Linked DNA regions of Homo sapiens: region 2 is linked to region 1. Evidence: chromatin loops called from intact Hi-C (ENCODE). Cell type or tissue: heart right ventricle. All regions are shown on one strand. Each heading gives the region's core, and the rest is flanking DNA. Links, peaks and the distances in the headings are about the cores only. Region 1 has its middle 130 kb from the start of RAB12. Region 2 holds the start of LOC100192426 (a long non-coding RNA gene).

What was found. Peaks named below come from ENCODE experiments on the same cell type or tissue, not always from the same donor. Only the 100,000 strongest peaks of a DNase experiment are listed, where the experiment ranks them.
Region 2: a loop joins it to region 1, with 2.1 times the contacts of the local background. A loop is called at or near these places in 3 of 110 quality-filtered maps.

What each region holds. Positions count from the first base shown.
Region 1 is chr18:8,478,443-8,482,835 of GRCh38, forward strand. No RefSeq gene overlaps it. Among named protein-coding and RNA genes, the nearest start is that of RAB12, 130 kb to the right of the region's middle. In heart right ventricle, for the core only: CTCF peaks have their summits at 411 (motif pointing right), 617, 2,244 (motif pointing left) and 2,443; DNase peaks (open chromatin) are centred at 409 and 2,219.
Region 2 is chr18:8,364,977-8,369,369 of GRCh38, forward strand. All of the region lies in intron 23 of PTPRM (protein tyrosine phosphatase receptor type M), which reads left to right. LOC100192426 (a long non-coding RNA gene) reads right to left here and starts at 2,058. Exons shown (of 4, transcript NR_024419.1): 1 at 1,881-2,058; 2 at 769-853; 3 at 1-13. RefSeq lists an enhancer at 2,371-2,871. In heart right ventricle, for the core only: CTCF peaks have their summits at 2,598 and 2,805; a DNase peak (open chromatin) is centred at 2,583; H3K4me3 peaks cover 1,019 bases.

The DNA.
Region 1 (4,393 bases), core at 64-4,063:
GAGACGGAGCAGTGGCATTTGGGATGCTCAGAGCTGGAGTCGCCTGAGTGTGAGGAAGGACCAGGATGGGGTGGGTGGCTGACATGGAGTGCAGATCCAGGCCAATGGGGATCAGGGCCTTGGGAGATGGGGAGCTGGAGAGCTGGCTTGTCATTGTTTCAGGTGATGTGGGACTTGTGATAGGCAGAGTGTGTGGTGAGGAGCTCAGGGACACAAGTCTTCCATAGATGTTTGGGAGGGGGAGTTGGCAAGGGACAGTGACCATCGAAGGCAAATGCTGTGCGCAGAGGTTTTTGAATAGGGTCAACATAACTCCTCAGCTACAGGTCTGGAGAGCAGGAGAATGCGGACCCTGCTGTCCTGGGATTGCAGGTTAAAGGAGGTCCTCGCAGAGTGCAGTTCCAGGCATAGCCAGCAGGTGGAGGGGCGGAGGGAGTGCTCTAGGAGGAGGCGGAGGATGCAGAGGATGCCGAGATGGTGCACAAAGCAAAGCTTCCAGGGGCAGGTGGAAGGTCTTCAAAGAGGAGAGCACAGAATGGGAAGGGCGGGAGGGAGCATGATCAGGTGCCAGGGCCACACCCCTGCTGCACTCTTGCTGTGAGGTCTTGGGAGAGTTACCTAGCCTCTCTGAGCCCCAGTTTCTTCATCCGCAAGCGGGAGTGATGATAATAGGATCTCGGCTGTGGGTGTGAGGCATGGTGGGTCTCGCTGGTCTCCCAGGTCAAGTCGCGTCTGGGGCGGTGCAGCTTGGGTCTGGCTGCTGCTGGACTCTGGAGCCCTTGCCGGTGCCAATCTCAGTTGCTCCTCGTCTGTTTTCCAGGCCTCCCTTCATCCTGGCTTGCTGTCTATGGCGCAGAATCCTCACCATTTTACTTCTTTCCTGTATGATGCTGGGCAAAGCAGACAATCACTGTGACACTCAGTATTTTCATCTGTAACGGGTTAATCTCACCTCGCAGGATGGTGGTGTGATGAAATGAAATGGCATAAATGCAGACACCTGGCACATTACAGAGCCCGACTCCTGGCTTCCTTTCTCTCTCCTTTGCACCACATGCAGGGCTGGTAGGGGTCCAGCGCTTCATTTAGAAGTTACCTTGCCCTGTCTCTGATGACCCCAGCCGCTATTACAAATCCTCATCCTCTGTGTCTTTCAGAGGCTCTAAGGTGCTATAGGACAGTTTTTGAAATAATTCCTCCAGGTGCTAAGTGTGTGTGTGTGGAGGGGAGGGCAACAGGTGTGTCTCTTACTCCAGCGCCTTCTCTCCTGTGAGCTCATTAATCCAGTGGTTTTCCACCCTGTCTGCACACTATAATCAAATGGGGGAGTTTTCAGCATGTCACTGTCCATCTTCAGCCCAGGCCATAAGTCTATTCATCAGATTACTAATCTTGCTTTTTTATTACTGCTATTTGCGAGTCTGATGTGCTCCCAGCTTCCTGCAGAGGAACGCGGTACCCGGCAGAGTGGTGGGGAAGGTAGGTCGGGGCCTTGCAGAACTTCTCATGTCTCACTACTTGAAGAGGTGACCCCCCCACTCCCACCCCGGTCCCAAAGCTCCCTCGGGGCATGCTTCATGCTCTGCTAACTCTGTCGCCCCCTCGCCCACCCCCAGGACCAAGTGCACGTGTGTGAGACCTCACTGCTGCGACGCTGGAGGAAGGTATCTTTGCCAAATGTGTACACAAAGAGGACTGCTTATATTACCGAAGCACTGCACTAAGTTTGTTCCGGAAAACGCTGTTTTCCATGAGTGAAAACGGAGAGCTACCTGAGCCCCCATCAATTACCTTTGCCCTTGAGATCTTGAATTAAGTGCTTTTCAATTGAATCAGGCATAAGGAACAGTGTGCTTCTTGCCTGTTAATAGCAGACACCAACCCATTTTGAAAATTGCATTGGGAAATGTCTTCTTGGGGATTTGACAAAAATTGTTCCATGATTTTAAGCACAGCTTATTTTCCTCCTGTTTACACAAAGTTTGTAAGGAAAAAAAATGGTGATGTTCGGAACAACTGTGTAAATATGTTTACGGATGTACTTTTCTATAGTGTTAGTATCCAACACTAAAAGTCACCTAGCAACAAATTAAGGAACCATGAAAGAATCAGAGAAGCAGCACGCCTGCCTCCAGATCATAACCAGGAGGCCTGGTGAATCTTGGCCGCCAGTTGCAGATACCCTCATAGAAAACGTCCCTGGAACTTCACAAGCTTTGCTGTGGCTACAGAGCCATCTCGTGGTTCTGCACAGTATCAGCTACAAGGAAGAGGACTGCACCAGGCCTTCCTCAGTCTATCAGCACCTAAAATGCGGCTTGGGACAAGTCCTTGTTTGTAATCAATAAAATCCATTCCTTCCCACCGCACCGTGTCAGCGTTTGCGCTGCTCTCCTGAGTCGCGGGAGTGAATAAGACAGAAAGAACAGGTAAAGAGGAGGGCAGGCTTGAGAACTGACAAGAACTTGAGCTCTGGGAAATCTCTGTAGCTTAAGGAATAATATGTTCATCTATCCGTGGTCCTACGCAACCAATTTACTGGCTAGGCCAGGAGAAAGAGCTGTCTAGCCTTTTCCATGTGACAAGGAAACGGTAACAATAGATATGAGACCTTTCAGAATTTTCAACAATTCTCAAGGCTTGAAGCCTGGCTACCTTTGGGAAAAGACATTTCTGTAGGATGTGTCAGATCTCGTCCTTCCGTGTTTTAATGTTTCTGTCAAACAGTGTAGGTCAATGTCAGTGTTCTAGGATGCAATATTTATAGGGCTCCCTTTTGCCTGGCCTTATCTTGCTTTCAGGGAGAAATGCACAGCCCTGTCTGCAAACATGCTCTGTGGCCTTTTGATTTGATGTGTTCCAGTTTGAGTGACAGCTGGGTTTGTTAATTATGACTGCTATGTATCCTGGAGAAAATCTAGTAATCTTTATCAAATAATTTAAAATGAATAGTATAGTAACGTCTTGAAACACTTGGAATAAGCTTGAGACTTCTAGCAGAGAATCTGAAGAATAACTTGAGATCAACAATAACTCTACAGTTATCCACAGATAGATATTATGATGACTGGATTTTTTGGATTAATTTTTAAAAATTCAATATTGATATAGGTGCTTGGAAACAAAAGTAGCTAAATATGTTAGAAGGTACTGGAACCTCGGGATATGTTTCATGAGGTTGTATGTTAGTAACCAGATTGCAGGGGCATAAATCTATTGATGCTATAGGAGTTTTTCTTACAAATATTAATTAAACTTTCCATTAAAAAGCAAAACGTGTACATTATATAAATTTGAAACCATGTAAATTTCAAGAGACGATAAATGACTCATAGTCTTATTACTGTTAATATTTCATACATTGCTTTCAATTTTCTTTTTTCTTTTTATGCAGTGTTTAAAATACAGCTGGTGATAATAGACACATTGTTTCATTTTTCCTCTAACATTGTGTCTCTATGTTAGCTAATTTTTTATAAATATCATTTTAATAACAGCACAACAGTTCTAATATAGACAAAAAGTTATGCACAGACATACATTTACCTTGTTATTAAAAACACTCCCCAAAGCCTGGGCAACATAGTAAAACCTCATCGCTACAAAAAAAAATCTTTTTTTAATTGGTTGGGCATGGTGGTGTGCACCTGTAATCCTATCTACTCAGGAGGCTGAGGCAGGCTGATCCCTCGAGCCGAGGAGTTCGAGGCTCCAGTGAGCTATGATCGCAGCACAGCACTCCAGCCTGGGCAACAGAGCAAGACTTCTTCTCCTAACAACAACAAAAAACCTCCCAAAAGAGAAGCAAATATGTAAGCTAGGATTGCTTCTTAGTCCTTGCTATTATACATAACAGCAGTGCAAGTCTTTGTGCAAAAATTTATCTAGTTTTTTTTTTTTTTTTTTTTTTTTGAGACAGAGTCTCACTTTGTCACTCAGGCTGGAGGGTAGTGGCGTGATCTCGGCTCACTGCAACCTCCGCCTCCCGGGTTCAAGCAATTCTCCTGCCTCAGACTCCCGAGTAGCTGGGATTTCAGGCGTGTGCCACCATGCCTGGCTCATGTTTGTATTTTTAGTAGAGATGGGGTTTCACCATGTTGGCCAGGCTGGTCTCGAACTCCTGACCTCAGGTGATCCACCCACCTCGACCTCCCAAAGTGCTGGGATTACAGATGTGAACCACTGCACCTAGCCTAGATTTAGAATTATTACTTTAGGATGCAGTCCCAGAAGTAAAATGATTGCATCGAAGGGTATCCATGTATTCACAGGCCTCTATCACCATCCTGCTTTCCACAGGAGGTACCCACAAGCACTTCCACAAAAAATATCTGAGAATACTTACCTTACCTATATCTGTCGCATGAAATGCATGATGTTAAGAAAGGATTCA
Region 2 (4,393 bases), core at 106-4,105, 110 kb before region 1:
GCAGCAGCTTGTGCTAATGGAAAAAGGAGGATGATGGTTTCAGAGCATGCATTCTGCTCTCCTGCCCACCCCTCCACCCGTCTCCAGTTCTGCCCCCAAAAAGGCAGCTGAAGTCATTTCAAGGCTTCCTACTTTGTTTCTGTTCCAGAGGCCAAGCCTCCTGGTAAGACTGAGGAAAGCGTAAAGCACCTTGAGTTCCATCCTCCCAAAGGGCCCTGTAGCTGGAGTCAGAGCCTGCGTTTCAGCCTCTCCTTCACCACCATCTAATTTATTGCCTTGAGCAAGCCACTTGCACTCCCTAGGCCTGCCTGTTGCTTCTTCCTTCCAGAGCACGAGGAAATACAAGGAATGAAAAGGATCGAGACCAGCCTGGCCCTTGCTAGGTCTCTTCTGGGCAAATCACATGCTCTTCCATCCACTAAGTGAGGCCACAGATGTCAGAATGCAGCCATCCAGTGTGTCCAGTTCAAAGTAGAAACTGCTCGGTGGATGGGAGTTGCAATGATCTTGAAAATGAGTGTTTGGAAATTGACTGTCTCTGAGATTCCTCGCAGCTATATTTGATTTGAATCCCCTTCCCCAAAACCACCTATTGTGTTGGGAGTTAATCAAACCACACTGATAGGCAAATGGACATGCCAATCTCTCTCTCCCTCTCTCCCTCTCTCTCCTCTTGTCAGATAAGGTTTGAGGGAGAGAGGAATCAGCAGGGGTTCCCCCTAGCTGTCCCTCCACCATCATAAGCCATGCACAATTGTCAGTACTCACCTCTGCCCTCCTCCTTCTCCGGGACACCCTGCCTCCTCTCTCCAGGCCTCCATGGGCTCCTTGGCCTCTGAATTCCTGTAGACATCTAGAGTCCAGATCACAAAACAATCACTTAATAGTCGGAATTTTCATTTGTTCAATTTCCATTTTTGGATAAACTGGGCACATGGCTAAATGTTTTCATCACATTGTATCAATTAATCCAGTGGTTCCCAAATGTATCTACACTTCAGAATGGCCTGGGGAGAGGGGGGCTTCAATAAACTACTGATACCTCTGTCCCACCCCAGAAATTATGATTTAATTAGAGTATGGCCTGGGCTGTAGAATTTGTTAAGACCTCCCTCCCCCCAGCTAAGTGATTCTAATGTGCAGGCAAATTTGGGAACTGCTGACTTCTTAGAACTCTCTGCCATAGGACTTATAATCATGTCCTATTTACAGATGAAGCTCCTGCAGTTGAGCAAACTCCAGTGAGCCCCTCAAGCTCACGTCCACACTGCGTGAGAGCCAGCACTCCAGCCTGGCAAGACTGCAGCTGTGCTGTCTCAATCCTTGCTACCCACAGTGTGGTCCAGAGACCACAGCATCACCTGGGAGCTTGTTCAAAGCGCACATTTTCAGGCCCCACAAAGTCAGACCTACCGAATTTATTCAGAATCCCTCCAAGGGAGTCTCATGCCTGCTTCACTTTGATAACGGCTGCTGTAGTCATGTCAAATGCCCTGAAGGTTACAGTCATGTGCTGGCAGCCTCGGGAGCCACAGCTCTGGCCCCTAGCCATCCTCTGACTTTAATTTACCTGAGTATTATCTGGGCTGCTGGTTTAAAATGACCCACCTCAAAGATCTTTTTTCAGGAAGTTAGAAATCCTGGAGTTATAGCGTTTCTGTGCTGTTTCGTGTTTGTGAGTTTTAAAGCCAATAAGGATCACCCCTTTGGAGCAGGGACCACACATCTATTCCTGCCGCCCTCTGGCAGTAATGAGCAGGTGGCAGGGCTCGGGACTGTTAGCCTGATTGATGGCCTGGTGGAACCACCACCAGGGCACTAAGGTAATTAGACGATCTGTTTCTGGACCTTGCTTTCTGGGCTGGAGGCTGCCGCCTTACGTGATTAGGATGCGTGGGAGGCGCCGCCTCTCCTAGAAGCTGTGCAGGTAGCGCTGGGCTGCAGGAGGCAGCCAAGCCAGGCGCACGATCAGAGCAGGGACGCCTCCCGTTCCTTGGTTCCTGGGCTCCAACGGGCACCTCCAAACCAATAGTTCCAGCATCTCTGTATGCAGACCTTAGAGGACAGGAAGCGACTGCGAGCCCCACACTCTCCAGACACGGAAACTCTAAATGCAGAGAGAACGAAGCATATTTTGTCTTCCTTTTCCTTTTTTTTTTTAAGCAAAATAATAACTTGACACAAGTCCAAGTAGTTAAAAAGATACTAAAAGAAACCCAATTTAGAAGGGCTTTTAGTAGGCTGAAAACAGATGTGGCAAACCATTTCGGGATATTCTGGGAGATGAGATGGGGAGGACCGGATTCGAAATGCCTGGGCCGCCTGTTCTGGGCCCGCCCCGCCAGGTGCCTGTGCTCGGGAGGGGCCTTGCCCAGCACGCATTCTAGAAGGAAGCGGCCCCGCGCCTCCTCCCTCGCAATTACCGCCGGGTCGGAGGCATCCGGGCGGTGCGAAGTCAGCACCGTGCCGAGCAGTTGAGAGCAGACGGTGTTTTCTTTTCATTGTTCCCTCGCTTCGCTGGGAGAGCGGCGGCACCTGTTCCGCGGAAGCGCGGCCAAAGTTGGAAGCCCTGGCGGCTGCTGCCTGCAGCCGACGCGCGGGGGCGCCCGGCTTCATCCGGCCGCGGGGGACCAGGAGCCTGAGAGCCTGGAACTGGGTGCGGGGGGACAGCCAGCCCGAGAGGGCCCAGGGTCGGATTTCGGATGGAACCAGAGCTCGCTCCAGGGAGTTGAAGGAGTTGGGAGCGCATCTCCCAATAATCCCAAAGAAACCGAGCTTTCAGTGCATGCAAGGGGCATTTGATTTCCCTCATTTCTGAGCACTGAAGCACTCCACTGTCATATTTTTGAAATTCGAGAACAAGGAGGTTAAAGAGTCTAAATGGAAGACTAGGTGACCATCCAAAATATCATACATCAATTGCATCTTGTAATTAGTAAAATCATTTTTATTACTTAAGGTAAATCTTGATAAGGTGTTTTTATTAGGTAAGATAAACCTGGTATAACATACGTTGCGGGTGTGTGTGTTTTGTTCAGTTGTCATTTTCAGAGAAATAAATGAATTTTTAAAGTGTATATTTATTCATCAATAATTATTTTTAAAGTGTGCCTGTATACCATATATGTAGTTTTATATCTATCCCACTACCTTCTGCTTGCATAACTGAAGTCACAAAAAGGTAAAAACTAATCCCCCAATATACAGAAGAATCTAGTATGTCCCATAAAAGCATCTTTGCTAACTGGCATCGTGAAAGTATGGTGCTGGACACTCTTGAAATGAAATCATTGTTACTGTCAAATTAGACATCTCCACAAATATACATGATCTGCTCAAACTGACTTTACATCTGGGAAAGGAGAAATTGTAGGTCTCTCTTACTCTGGGATATTTTTGATAGAGCAAAGGTATCCATGATGTAAATTTCTGAGATATTATAGATAAGCCCTTTATAAAGTCACAAATAATATTCCCATAATGAGGGGGGAAAAGATTCCAAAGAAGGCTGAGCACTTACTGAGGGCAGGGACCATCATTGTCTCCTGCTTTACAGTATCTGCAACTCCTAGCATATCTGGTTTACGTCTTGCCAACTAAAGGTAATGAGGCTTCCCTGGAAGGGCACTGAATCCATGGCCAGAAAGTTTCACAAGGAGGCAGCTGAAATAACCAGCCACATAGCTCATGGGGGAACATCAGTGCACCTCAGGGGGTTGGCATTCTGGGAGAGGTCCTCTCAGCTCAGATTTCTTTTGTAAACTTTCCCAGTCTGGGACTTTCCTTCCTACACTGATCCTATGACTCTGCATAAAATTCAGTTTTATATGTATACATTGCATATTTAGTGCACACAGGACACAGCGATCAGGTGTTGCAGGGTTTGCAGAAATAAGCAAAACAACACCCTTTATGTGCTGGCCAGGAATAAGTTTACAGTCAAACAGTGCAAGAAGGGCATCATACCAGGGTCAGAACAAGCATGTTTCATCAGGGCAGCAAAAAGAGCTCACATCTATGGAGGAGTCTTTGAAGGAGTGCAGCGTGTGAGATGTACTTTAAAGAATGCAAAAAATCTTCAACTGGGAAGAAATGGATGGGAGGAGAATATTCTGAACAGAAGGAATGGTGCGAGTAGGAGTTTGGATCATGGGGTATGTTTGGGGAACAGGGCAAACACTTGTCCTTGAACATAAAATATATGTGCATAGAAAAGAGAGCTATAAAAGATAAGGCTGGAAATGCTGGTTGGGGCCATATTTAAAAACTCGTTCTTACCTGCCTGGCCAAATAATTTGTATTTAGTTTCAGAAAGTAGTTAGAAATAGGAGATTCTTGAGCAGAACAAGTAAATAGCACTGGGATTACACATTGAGAGAGTTTTTGTGGTATT